Regions from separate parts of the Homo sapiens genome. Here region 2 is linked to region 1. Evidence: read pairs that join two places in POLR2A ChIA-PET (ENCODE). Cell type or tissue: MCF 10A. All regions are shown on one strand. Each heading gives the region's core, and the rest is flanking DNA. Links, peaks and the distances in the headings are about the cores only. Region 1 overlaps COL28A1 (collagen type XXVIII alpha 1 chain). Region 2 overlaps COL28A1 (collagen type XXVIII alpha 1 chain).

Region 1 (7,034 bases), core at 1,152-6,151:
TACAAATTTTATTTTTACTTGACTTGTATATAATCCATAACAATCTTTACATGGGAATTGATAACTACACATAAAAATAGAAAGAAGCCCAGGCGCGGTGGCTCACACCCATAATCCCAGCACTTTGGGAGGCTGAGGCAGGTGGATCATGAGGTCAGGAGTTCCAGACCAGCCTGGCCAATATGGTGAAACCCCATCTCTACTAAAAATACAAAAATTAGCTGGGTGTGGTGGCACACACCTGTAGTCCCAGCTGCTTGGGAGGCTGAGGCAGGAAAATCGCTTGAACCCGGGAGGCGGAGGTTGTAGTGAGCCAAGATCGTGCCACTGCACTCCAGCCTGTGGGACAGAGTGAGACTCCGTCTCAAAAAAAAAAAAAAAATTGCAGGAAGACCTGGAATCTTAGGGGCTATAGGTTATGTCACTAGTTGTCTTATCCTATTGATGAATTTGTATAGTCTCATCTTAACATATAAAAATGTTATTCAACTAGCATTTCTACAGTGGTTAAAATAGATTTATGCCAAGTTGTGAAGTGAAATGGCCATTCAATAAAGTGATATTTCTTATTGCATGAGATTTTATAAAGAAAATTTATGGACTGTCAAATCTCAACGATGTATCTCAAGGCTTCTTTTCCTTCCTATGTGTTTTTTAAATGTCAATCTGACCATTTATTGAGAAAACGTGTGTCAAACTCTTCTCTATGCTGGGTCTTACAATAGACGTTAGGAAAATAAAAGTGAATCATATACGCTTGCTGTCTTCCAAAAGCTTCCAAGACAGTATTCATACTTTTAAGCCAGACATAAACACATTGACATAGTAAGAATAACAATCAAATTTCTTCTAAGTTGGCTCCTCAGTATGAGGACCAGAACACAGGCTGCTTCCACCAACACTGTCATTTCCATACCTTGGGGCCAGGCTGTCCTTTTCCAGGTGGTCCTTCTGGGCCTCTTGCTCCCGGAAGCCCCGCTTCTCCCTAGAGAAAATGACACTGATGTGTTAGCTGACCCTCCAGTAGACAGACTGTACGTATCATCCCACCTTGTCTCCTTTTATCATTAGTGGATTCAGCTGAGACTCTCCAAAACACACCATACCTTCACTCTAGTCTCAAAATCAATTTGGAAGTTTATAAACTTGAAATAAAGTAACATCAAACTCCAGTTTAACTCAGAGCAGCTGCAATATCATGAAAAAGTAATTTATCAGCCAATTTCCAAAGCAATAAGCTCATTTTCTTTTGGCTCTTCATTCGCATTTGGTAGATTTTTTAAAAAACAGGGAAGACCTTCAGCCTTTCCATCTGCTGTTTTTTTTTTTTTTTTTTTTTGCTACTTTTACTGAAAAATGAGTATTTCAAATGTCAACACAAAATACTTCAGGAAATCTTTACAAAGGCCTTATTTCCTGTATGCATTTACAGACTTGCCTCTTAGGGGGAGGCGGGGGGAGTGGCTTTCTCTTAAGTTTAAATTAATGTGCTTTCTAGAAATCCTGAAGAAACTAGGCCATAACCAAAACACCAGACAGAAGGCAGAGGATGTGAGACACTATCTCAGCCTTTGAATAGGCCACTCCTTCTCTCAGGGAGAAGTGGAAAGGGACATTTGGGATTGTGAGATATTTTTTCTTAAAGAAACTAAGTTTGTCCTGAATGGTTTTATTCGAGCTCCTGCAGGACCAAGATATCAGTTTGGTTCAACAGTTCCTACTCCAGTAATACGAAAAACTTGGTGTTACCTTCTTCCCTGCAGCTCCATCTTCTCCTGGTACTCCTGGTTGTCCTGGGAGCCCTATTGAGCCTGGCTCTCCCTGGTGAATGAACAAATATTTTATTTCCCTAAAGTTCATACCTCCATTCTGAGGTACTTGCAATTGGATGTATCTTACAGTGTCTGAGAAAAGCCTCCGAGAAATCTCATTAGCAATTAATACTAAACTATTTGATCTTGGGAAGCTACTTAACATCCCTAGGCCTTAGTTTTTGATTCTATTTTTATGGGCTGAATTGTGACCCCAAAAAGATATGTTGACATCCTAACTCTTTGTACCTGTGAATGTAACCTTAATTGGAAACATGGTCTTTGCAGATTTAATCAAGTTAAAATGAAGTCATTACAGGGGGGCCCTAATTCAGTATAAAAGGTGATATAATTTGGCTCTGTGTCCCCACCCAAATCTTATTTGAATTGTAATTCCCAGTGTTGGAGGAGGGGCCTGGTAGGAGGTGATTGAGTTATGGGGGTGGACCTCCCCCTTGCTGTTCTTATAATAGAGTTCTCATGATATCTGGTTGTTTAAAAATGTGTGTGTAGCATGCCCCACTTCACTCTCTCTCACTCTCCTGCTCCTCCATGTGAAGATGTGCCTGCTTCCCCTTCACCTTTTGCCAGGATTGTAAGTTTCCTGAGGCCTCCCCAAAAGTCAAGCAGATGCCAGCATCATGCTTCCTGTGCAGCCTGCAGAACTGTAAGTCAATTAAACCTATTTTCTTTATAAATTACCCAGTCTCAGGTAGTTATTTAAAGCAATGAGAGAATGGACTAATACAACGGGTACTATAAGAAGAGGAAAATGCCTCTTGAAGACAGACACACAGGGAGAGCACCATGTGATAAGAGAGGCAAAGACTGGAGTGAGCGTCTGCTAGGCAAGGCATGCCAAGGATTGACAGACACCCTGAGAAGCTAAGATGAGACCAGGAAGCAATCTCCCTTACAGGTTTTGGAAGAAGCATAACCCTGCAGACTGATTTTGGACTTCTAGCCTCTAGAACTGAGAGACAATAAATTTCTGTTGTATTAAGGCACTCAGTTCCTAGTACTTTCTTACATCAGCTCTAGAAAACTAATATAAAAGTGAAATAACAAATTTGTGCCCTAACAACACTTCCAGCTCTAATATTCAGTAATTCCACTTGCTTTCGAGTTAATTTACGATTAGTAATAAATCCTTTAAAATGTTCAGGAAAAAAATATGCTACTTTCAATCAGTTTAAAGCATCTTTATGGCATTTATTAATAGCAACAAAATGGAAAATAATTGAAAGCAACTTCAACTAACCTAAACAAGCCAGTGAAAAAAAGCACAGTAAATCTAACACTAAGTAGATGGAATGATAAAGATGAGAGAAGAAAATAATAAACTTGAAAACAAAAAGTAAGAAGATTCATAAAACTTAATGCCTTTTTTTTTTTTTTGAGATGGAGTTTCGTTCTTGTTGACCAGGCTTGTTCAGTGGTATGATCTCAGCTCACCGCTACCTCCGCCTCCCGGGTTCAAGTGATTCTCCTGCCTCAGCCTCCTGAGTAGCTGGGATTACAGGCATGTGCCACCACACCTGGCTAATTTTGTATTTTCAGTAGAGACGGGCTTTCTCCATGTTGGTCAGGCTGTTCTTGACCTCCTGACCTCAGGTGATCCGCCTGCCTCAGCCTCCCAAAGTGCTGGGATTACAGGTGTGAGCCACCGTGCCTGGCCAGTAATGCCTTTTTAAAAACTAATAAAAGTAAATAAATTTCTAATAGGAATGATGAGAAAAAACCTAGAATAATAGGTTTTTTAAAAGATATCAATAAACAATATCAAAAATGAAAGACATAACTATATATATAGTAAAAATGTTTTAAGTCATAGAAAATTGGTGATAATTTTTTCAAATGTATTGGAAAACAATAATAATCTTTGAGAAAAATATGAATTATATAAATGCTGTAAAAAGAAATGAACAAGCTAGATAAACCAATAATATTAAATAAATTGAGTCAGTGATTAAAAGTCTCTACTTTCTCTCTCTCCAAGATCACAAGCTTAGTTGGTTTTACAGTCAAGACTTACCAAACTTCTAAACTTTTGAAGAACAGTTATTCCCTATCTTATACAAACATTTCTAAAAAAAATAGAAAAGAGGGACGTCTACCTAATTTATTTTATGAGGCTTATAAAGCCTTTTCAAAAACAATTATACAATGGCAAGACAAGAAAACAAAATTATAGACCATTCTCCCTATGAGACATAGCACAATTTAAGCTTCCAATCAAATGCTTTAATTTCTTCCAGTGCCTGTACAAAGTTTCCAGGTCATAATGCAGGGATTGAGAAACCAGGGCAAGTTCAGGCATCTCTCTAAGGAGACAAACATGCATCTGGGTGAACCAAGGTATCAAAAGTTCACAGAGTAGATTACCAGAAAGAGTTACACAGAGAAAACTATAAGTATCTGCTGAGCATCCATCTTGAGTATTCAGCTGAATATTGCTCAGTACATGTGTGTGAAGAAACTACCCAAGGCCAGGAAAACAACCAACTTAAAGGATTAGAGAGAACTGACATTGAACCAGGAATAGTGCCTATTTCTACTGGCAAGAAATAAAACCTCACAATTCTGAGGGCATAAATTGGAGTTCTAAAAAGGGTCTTACCTCAACAGTGGGAAAAAATTAACCCTAGACTAAATGTTGCTGTAGTCTTACCTAATAAAACTTAAAAGCAAGACCCAAATGGGTCAATCTGTTTTCAAGTAACTAAAAAACATCCAAGAACAAAGCTCAAAATAGAGGAATACAAAAATATCCAACACAATAAAAGGTAAAATTCACAATGTGGGGCATTCAATAAAAAAGTATTCAGCCTGTACATGCCTGTAATCCCAACTACTCAGGAGGCTAAGGCAAGAAGACAGCTTGAGCCCAAGAATTCAAAGCAAGCCTAGGCAACATAGCAAGACCCCATCTTTTAAAATATTAATATTAATAATAATATTTAATTTAAAAATAAAAAATAGGCGTTCAAAAAGGCTGAAAAATATAGCACTTTGTGTTGAGAAAAATCAATCGATTGAAACTTATCCAGAAATAACACCAGTAGTAGAATTAGGAGGTAAGAACATTAAAACAGTTATTATGACTATACTCCATACAGTCAAGAAACCAGAGGAAATTTAAAGCATGTTAAATAGACAAATGGAAGATATATGAAGGATACAAATTAAAATTTTAGATTTGAAAATTATGATGTATGAGATAAAAAACACTGGACAGAATTAAAAGCTGATTAGTGTCATGGAAGAAAAGATTAGTGAACTAACACATATAGCAATAAAAGCTATCCTAAATTAAACACAGAGAGAAAAGAGACTGAAAAAGAATGAGCAGAGCACCAGTGAACTGTGAAATAACCTGAAACATCCAAATAGCCAGGCCAACATTACTAAAGCCCATCTCTACTAAAAAATACAAAAATTAGCCAGGAGTGGTGGTGCCGCCTGTAATCCCAGCTACATGGGAAGCTAAGGCACTAGGATCTCTTGAACCCAGGAGGCAAGGCTGCAGTGAGTCAAGAGCATGCCACTGCACTTCAGCCTTGGTGAAAGTGAGACTCTATCTCAAAACAAAAATAAAATCCAAAGATAAGTAACACTGGAGTTCCTGAGGTGAGGAATTGCTATTTCAAGAAATACTGGCCAAATATTTTCCAAATTTGATGAAAACTATAACTCATAGATCTAAGAATATCAGTGAACCAAGAATACCAATGAACTTCAAGCACAAGAAACATATCTAAGGCACATTATAATCACACCACTCAGAACCCATGATGTACAGGAAATCTCAAAAGCAGCCAGAGAAAAAAAGACATGTTGTGTAGAGAAACAAATATAAGGATAACAACACATTTCTCATCAGAAACAATGCAAGTGAGAAGACAATAGAACAACATCTTAAAAGTACTAAAAGGAAGAAAAAGCAACTGCACACTATAATTCTATAACCAGAAAAAATAATAAGCAAAGATTTTTTTTTTGGAAGTTGATTTGGCAATTTCTTGGAAAGCTAAATGAATACCTACCTTCTGACCTAGCCATTTGACTTCTAGGTGTTTACCCAAGAAAAATAAAAACAAATGTCCATACAAACACATATAAAAATGTTCATTTATAACATTTTATTTATGATAAAATTTATAAAAATTTATAAAATTTATTTAAAATTTTTATTTATAATATTCCAAATCTGGAAAAAAACAAAATTTATACACAGGTGAATGGATAAATAAATTGTGGTATATCCATATAATACAATACTATTCAGCAATACAAAGGAATGAACTGTTCATATATATGCTACAACATGGATCTTAGATTTTGCTGCATTAAAAGAAGCCAGAAAATATCATATAGTATATAATTCCATAAAAATCTAGAAAATGCAAACTAGTCTATGATGACAAAAAACAGATCAATGGTTAGCAGATAATTGGAAAGCAGATCTGTGGGAAGCCTATTAGTGAACATAGAAGAAGTTACAGAGGGATAGAAGGACAGATGGTAACTTCTGAGGGTTACAGAAATATTTATCATCTTGATTGCAGTAATGATTCCAAGGGTATACACATATCTCAAAACATCAAATTGTATACTTTAAACATGTGCATTTATTATATGCCAATCAGATAATACAGTTATTAAAATAAAAGCAAAAATCCTGAATAAAAGATTAGTCAGTTGAATGATCATCATAAAAAAGTACACATAATGAATTGAGTTTATCTCAAGAATGCAAGGATGGTTTGACATCTGAAAACTCTGTAAATGTAATGTATCGTATTAACAAGTTAAAAGTGGAAAACAACACAATTATCTTAGTAGATGCATAATTTGATAAAATCCAGTAATCATTTATATTTAATAAGTAACTTTTGGTACAACCAAAAAAGAAGGAAGCTTCCTTAACCTAATGAAGGGTATCTATCAAAAACTTTCAGCAAACATCACACTTAAGAGTGAAATTTTAGAAGCACTTCTTTTGAAGTCATTTCTTTTAAACATTGTACAAGTGATCCTAGCAGTACAAAATGATAAAAAAAAAATCAAAGAAGAGCTAAAAAATAATAGGCAAAACTTTATATTCAGACAGTATGATTGTGTACATAGGGACTGAAAAAGCAAGAGATTCCACAAACAGATTTCACAGGGTGGCTGGATACAAAATCAACATGCCAAAAAACAAAACAAAACAAAACAAAA
Region 2 (7,034 bases), core at 1,510-6,509, 53 kb after region 1:
CCCTTCCCACCTCAGGGAAGGGCACCAGAATCCCTCCTGTGTCAAATGGGAACCTAGGGGTCATTCATGACACCTCCCACTCCCTCTGCCACCATATGCAACGCATCCCAACACCTATCAGTATGCCTCCTAAATATCTCTCAAATCCATCCACTTCAGTCCTCTACCACGCGTCTCCAGTCTACAGCAAACTGATAATACCTCTTGTTCAGAGTACAACAAAGCCCTTAGTACTCTACTTGCACCCACTCTAGCATGCTCCAATTTATTCCCTCCATTGCTGCAGAGCAATTTTTTAATTTTAATTTTAATCTGAGTAAAACCTTCTGAGGCCTTTCCCAAAGACAGAGCTCCTTACAAGGCCCTGCCTCTCCAATCCATCTGTCATCAGTCACCTCTTTACTCCCCACCCCAGCAACATTGGCTTTTGTTGAATTCCTTGTACTTGCCTTGCTCCTCCTGCCACAGGATCTTTGCACAGTCTATTCTGTCTGTCTGGGATGCTCTTACCTTTCTCTTTCATAGTGATTCTTACCCTTCAGATCTTATTTTAAGCAGCATGGCTTCAAGAAGGGTTTTTCTGATAAGATGAAATCACTATTTTAGTATTGATAGCACTGTTTTCCTTTTTTTTCTGAGCATTCATTACAAGTTGCAACTTTGCATTTAATGTTCTCCATCTCCTCCCCACTAGACTGTGGGGATGATGCATATGATTTTGTTCAGCTTTGCATTCTCAGTGTTTAGCTCATTACTATAATTCACTCAATCATCCATGCACCAGACATTTACTGAGCATTGACTAGGGAGCAGGGGCTCTGCTAGCTGTGGGAGGTGAACAAAACTGGAAAGCTGTTCTGGGCTGAGGAGCTGTGGGTCTAGAAATGCTCCTCTGCAGTTCCCTGTGGTTCACTTAGGTTTTCAACTAGGAGCAACTGTATATAAATTACATAATGATATCAAGTACCTATTACACAATTTCTCCTACCAATTCACCCAGACACAATTAATCTTTTTTTTTAGCTGAAAGAGTAATGAAACCACAATGAAGAGGAAAATTCAGCTGAGAAAACCGACTAACACTCCGTATCCCTGGCACTGATTCTAACCAAAAGCAAATCCTTCATTTCTCTAAGACAATACATAACAAATGGTTATCCAAGACTGAATTATTTGTGGACAGAACTTTACACTTTTTTTGATAATACAATTATGAACAATTTTATCATATTTTCTTAACATTACAAAGATGTTTTAGCAACTTTTAAAAATCATTTCCCAGATATGCATGGGACCAACTTTAATATTTTAAGTTTTATTGCAAATATTCTAATACTTTTCAAATGGAAGAAAATGATGGATGAACATTTTGTAGGTGCAGAATGGTTCAAGTATGGCCAGGATACATTCTCAGCTGAAACTCAGTGAAGTGATGACTGTATACAGAGACTTGGGAGAAAGGTCAAGAAAGCCTCCTTTTGGAAAGAGAGGAAGGAAGGAAAGGAGGGAGGGAGGGAGGGAAGAAGGAAGAAAGGAAGGAAGAAAGGAAGGAAGAAAGGAAGGAAGGAAGGAAGGAAGGAAGGAAGGAAGGAAAGAAGGATCAATATTTATCAAGTACTTGTTAAATCAAGCTCCATTTTTAGCACCAAGTTTCTCATTTCAGAGGAAGTGTTGTGTTATAAAAGGCTTGTTTTTAGAAAATTTACCAGAATAAACTTGGTCTACATTAGTATAAAGTTGTCAAAATGCTTAACTACTTAATTAAAATTACCAACACATATGGCACTTACTATGCAAGAAGTGCTGCTCTATGTGACTGACGTGTATTAACTCATTTAATCCTCACCACAGCTCTAAGAAGTAGTTACTGTTATTAACTTACTGCATGGATGAAAAGATTGAGTCATAGGGAGGTAAAGTAACTTGCCCAAATCATAGAGCCAATAAAATATAGGACTGGGTTTGAAACCCAGCAGTTTGAGGTTAAACCCAAATCTTAATCACTATGCCAAACTGCCTCTTGAAACTTTTTAATTCTTCTTTTAAAGTATTTCAAAAATTGTATGACTGCAGACTAAATTCATATCTTTATTACAGGATGAAAAATACAAAAGTCATATAATTACAATCTACTCACAACTGAAAATCCATCATATGAAGACAAAGCATCTCTAAAATAAAATATAAGCCAAGGGGAAATATAATTTATCCAAGCTGATGCACATGCTATTTCAGGTACATAAAGTCTACTTGGTTGTCACTTAATGTTAAAAGTAATGTAAATTATAACTGGCAATACTGTGATCACACAAGGTAAATCTACATATAAACTGGTAAGTGAACTGTACTGAGTTTGGAACCACTATTATGTCAAATCTCCAACTAAAATCTTTTTTGAATACCAGCTATTTAGGTAAGAGAGAAAGTCCAGTCCATATACTCTACGTACTTGTGCTTTCTAAAGCAGAAAAAGACTCCATAATAACAATGAATTGGTGAAGAATATAATAAAAATTATATTGAACCACATTTTAGTAACTCTTAACTCACCTTCTAGAATGCTATTAGGTTTAACCACATAAAATTGACAATATTTGATCATGTTTGGCCTACAAACATGGCAATTCATGTGTTTCAACTAATAGGAAAGTCATACTTCATTATATATAACAAAATCTGAGAAAATGCAAGTCATTTTCTCTGAAAGGAAGGACCAGTCAGCAGCCCATTAGGAGAGCTTTTGAGAATCGCAGCTCTAGAAGACACTGTTTAGAATCCTCCAGCACAAAATGAGTTGCTGGTAAAAATTCAGGGTGGACATGCTCCATTAACCTAAAAACAAGGCCACTGATTTATGAGAGCAGATGGGTGTATATGACAGCGTGATAATGTTTCTTCAAAACTTACCCTTGGAGGCTGGGAGGAGGGAAACATGGGGAGTTATTGGTTAATGGGTACAGAGTTTATGTTGAGACAATGAAAAACTTTTGGGTATAGATACTGGTGATGGTTATACAACACTGTGAATGTATTTAATACCACTGAATTACATACTTATAGATGGTTCAAATAATAAATATTATGTTATTATATATTTTACCACAATAAAAACACCCTTGGAATACAATTAATTTTCTCTGTTGCAAACTTGCTATTGCAACTTACTTGAAATAAATAAGGACATTGATGTAATTACAAAGAAAACATTCTGACATCCCTCTGAAGACACTGCAGTGGCTGATTCTGTTCCATTTTAGTGCCCCCTTTGACTATGCATGCAGTTTAAACTCAGCCACTTTGTGGGAAATGTTGGCAGCATTTTCAGTTCCTTGGTCCATCAGAGCTTTTACCTGACAATCTACACACACACGCACACACACACACACACAGAGTATATATACCCCATCTGCTGAGAACCACATGCATCAGCTATTTGGGAATAGAAATCATCTACCTTGAAGCTATTGGCTGACATCCCACATGTTCTGGCAGCCACTTCAAGTTGTCACTATCAGTTGTCTCATGTCAAACGAGTTAATAAGCTCATTTAGAGTCTTGGTGGGCAGATGTGCATGTAGGTCAAAGCCTTTTCTACAGCAAGAATTGCTGGATTACTAATGATTCTTTCCCTTTAATTAGGCCCAGAACAGAAATAGCATTCAGACTTTGACGTCTTTGAAGGAAAAACGTTCACATCGTTTGGCGGCTTGGCTATGAGTCTTCATTTAACAGTTATTTATAATTAAAATTGTAAAGGGATTCTTCCTATACACTGAGCAGTCACAACCCTTGTTCAAAATTGTTGTCCTGCCAGAAGAACCAGAAAGCAAATTACTGTTTTTGGACAACTAGAAAAGCTGACATGTTCAAGTACCCTACACTTAAAATAGTTTATATGAAGCCAAAAATACAGTCATTCTGTTAAGAGAATTGTGAACTTAAAACAGTTTTTTGTTTGATTAATTATTCTTTACCAAGAAATGTAGGAATCTACATGTTTTCACTTGATTTACTTCACTTCAAGTGATAAATTATAAGGAATTATATCCTGTTACAAATCATGACTTTTTAAGTGGTTGAAAGCAACATCATGATGTTAGGAAATTGTTAGGTTTTTGACTTATATAAGAACTGAAATATATCTACACAAGATGCTTGTTTGAGGAGAAAGTTTAAAATTCTTTATAATTGTTCATATTTGTGATGTTGAACTACTTCCAACCCATAACTGGAAACATTAGTTATGTTTAGTAGGTTGACCTAGCTACTAAGCTAATTTTGAGCCAAACCAAGTACTTAAATAATGACCAAAACAATAATGTATTTTTAAAACTACTAAATCTTCATTAGTGATTTCTATTCTAACGAAAATACTGGCATAGAAAATGTAAGACTCTAAGTTGTACACAAGAAAGTGTAAAAAATACAAATTAAACCCCAAGTCTTCATGCCACTTTTAGAAGAAAGTAGAAGTAACACATTGGATTGTTTAATGCACAGGAAGCTTTTGATGGGGTATGTCAACACTGTCCTGTTTGTCTTTATTACCCAACTATGTTAGAAGAATGGTCAATGTTCCCGACTGTTACATCCTTCTCTCTGGTTTGCTCCACAACTCATTGCCATCTCCTTGACCCTTCTACTGAAATTATTCTTTTGAATCTTCCCAATGACCTCAATATTGCCAAATTAAGTTACCACATAGGCAACTGCCCACATAACCTGTCTTCAGTATGATACTGTTGACCACTCATGCCATTTAAAACCTTTTATTCACTCATTCATTCAAGAAATACTTGTTGCTTCATGTAACTGTGTGTGAATTAGTGTGCAAAGCAGAATTTTTGAATCTCCCAGATAGTGGTGTTCCTGACCCATTGTTCCCAAATCTTCTGATTTAGACTTTTCAAAAATAGTGATAGACCTGCTCATATCTGTCCAGTTCTTCTGCCAATGGTTCCTATCTGAAAGAAGACTAGGAATGATTAACGGTATAATACATGGAAGCTCAAAGGAGAGAAACTTGATTAGCACACTTCCAGCTCCCAGAAATATCCACACATGCATTCCTAATATCATATCTGAAAGGAAGACAGCCAGCCCTCTTACCAAAACCCTTTTTCATAGAACACTTTGAAGAAAACAGGATGTTGTGTAGGGACGTTTAGCATGCTTACAGTTTTAAGTTCAGGGTCTGTACATCTAGCTCTTGTTTACTGAATCTCCTCATTAGTATATCATTAACCTGAAAAATATATCCTTTGCTTGGGAACCTCAGAAACTGGGATGGAAGCTTGAAAAAGTAGGGTTCGGAAAAGTAGGGTATCCAAAAACTGTGGTGTGGTGCAAGCTTCAGGGTGAACTAAATATATCATGTACTACCCTCATCGCCCTCACTGCAACGAACTCCTCTTCAAACATGGTTGTAGTTCATTCACTAACAGTAGGTCTTTTGTCCATTTGGGATGAATGTTTGTGTCATTTACCCTGACCATATCCATTTATTAAACTGGGCCAGTCTAGTGCTATTTCTCTATGGATTTTCTTAATATCTCAGAAGTTTAAATTGAACATAAAGTAAGACCAAGTCTCATAGGTAAAAGAATGCTAAGTTTCTTACACTTGACTGTACAGCAAGAAGAAAACACTTAGGACAAATATCCTGCAGGAATATTATGAACGTCCTAGAGTAGAACAATGGAAGGAGTTAGGAGAAGGGAGGCAATTCATTTTTTAAGATAAATATACAATACTGCAGTATTTTTTAACTGTTTGAGGATTAGCATATGGTACTTTCCCTTGGGAAAAAACATGAGGGATATCTCCTTGTGCCCTTTAGGCCTTGAAGCTCTAATGCTGGGGTACTTCGAAATGTCACCAGCTGCTTCCTGCACACGCCACTGTGCAGTCCCTCCTCCCAAGGCACAAAGAGAGTCTTGGAAAGAGTGGATTTGCATGAGATTTGAGAAGGAAATGCCCTTCAGAAATAACCTCAGAAAGACATCAAGAAAATGGCAAAAATTACCTAATATAGGCTGGGCAAACCCAGTGTTCCACTGTGTTGATTTATTCAAAATTAGTTTTGGTAACTTGTCCTCTGTGACTTGAAAGGCCTACCAATCATAAGCCATTCTTCCTAGTAATTAAAGGCCTTTTTCAAGGGTCACATGTGATTGCAACCTGAGCCACCATGACAGCCCCATGGAAGGCAGCAGCGTTGGGTTTTTAGGGGTTCAGTCTTTCCTCAGAGCATAGCGCTGTCTCCTGAGTCACAATTTCAGTTTGGTCTCAGGGATAAGGCTTCTTGGGCACTTGTGTGATTACAATTCTAACTGATTTCCGAGACTATTGAGACGTTCCGTTTTTTTTCTTTTGAGACAGAGTCTCGCTCTGTCACCCCAGCTGGAGTGCAGTGGTGCAATCTTGGCTCACAGCAACCTCTGCCTCCCGGGTTCAGGCAACGCTCTGCCTCAGCCTCCAGAGTAGCTGGGATCACAGGCGCCCGCCACCACGCCCGGCTAATTTTTGTGCTGTTAGTAGAGACGGGGTTTCACCATCTTGGCCAGGCTGGTCTTGAGTCTTGAACTCCTGACCTCGTGATCCACCTACCTCGGCCTCCCAAAGTGCTGGGATTACAGGCGTGAGCCACTGCGCCTGGCTGAGATGTTCTTATGAATGCCACAAGATGACCTTCCTGTGTGGTAGAGGATGAGGTGGACTCTGAGCTAAGGCTTCTTTCTGAGAAACATCTATGTTTTGTTGCTAAGGCAACAAAGTCATTCAGGGCAGACTAGGAGCTACTTTACATGTGGAAAGTATTATTGACAGAAATAATTTGTGAAAATGGGCCAGGAGCACATTTTTTCCTGACTTAACACATGCATTTTTTTCCTTTTGTTCTTTGGCCACCTTTTCTGAAAACCCTTTAATGAAGAAAAGCCAATCCCTAAAGCAACAGAAAGTGAGCGTAATTCAAGAGAAAGACCATTTGTAAATTCATAGACATAGGCAGGCCCTATCTAGAACCTCTCGTG

The links. ChIA-PET counts read pairs that join two places held together with the same protein. Peaks named below come from ENCODE experiments on the same cell type or tissue, not always from the same donor. Only the 100,000 strongest peaks of a DNase experiment are listed, where the experiment ranks them.
Region 2: POLR2A ChIA-PET joins it to region 1 with 7 read pairs; 8 of 35 experiments call an interaction of 5 or more read pairs at or near these places.

The regions. Positions count from the first base shown.
Region 1 is chr7:7,442,669-7,449,702 of GRCh38, forward strand. COL28A1 (collagen type XXVIII alpha 1 chain) reads right to left here. Exons shown (of 35, transcript NM_001037763.3): 19 at 1,750-1,821; 20 at 917-985. Among named protein-coding and RNA genes, the nearest start is that of COL28A1, 90 kb to the right of the region's middle. In MCF 10A, for the core only: no CTCF peak of the experiment used is centred there; a DNase peak (open chromatin) is centred at 4,143.
Region 2 is chr7:7,495,540-7,502,573 of GRCh38, forward strand. The region is part of intron 11 of COL28A1 (collagen type XXVIII alpha 1 chain); the gene reads right to left. Among named protein-coding and RNA genes, the nearest start is that of COL28A1, 37 kb to the right of the region's middle. In MCF 10A, for the core only: no CTCF peak of the experiment used is centred there; no DNase peak of the experiment used is centred there.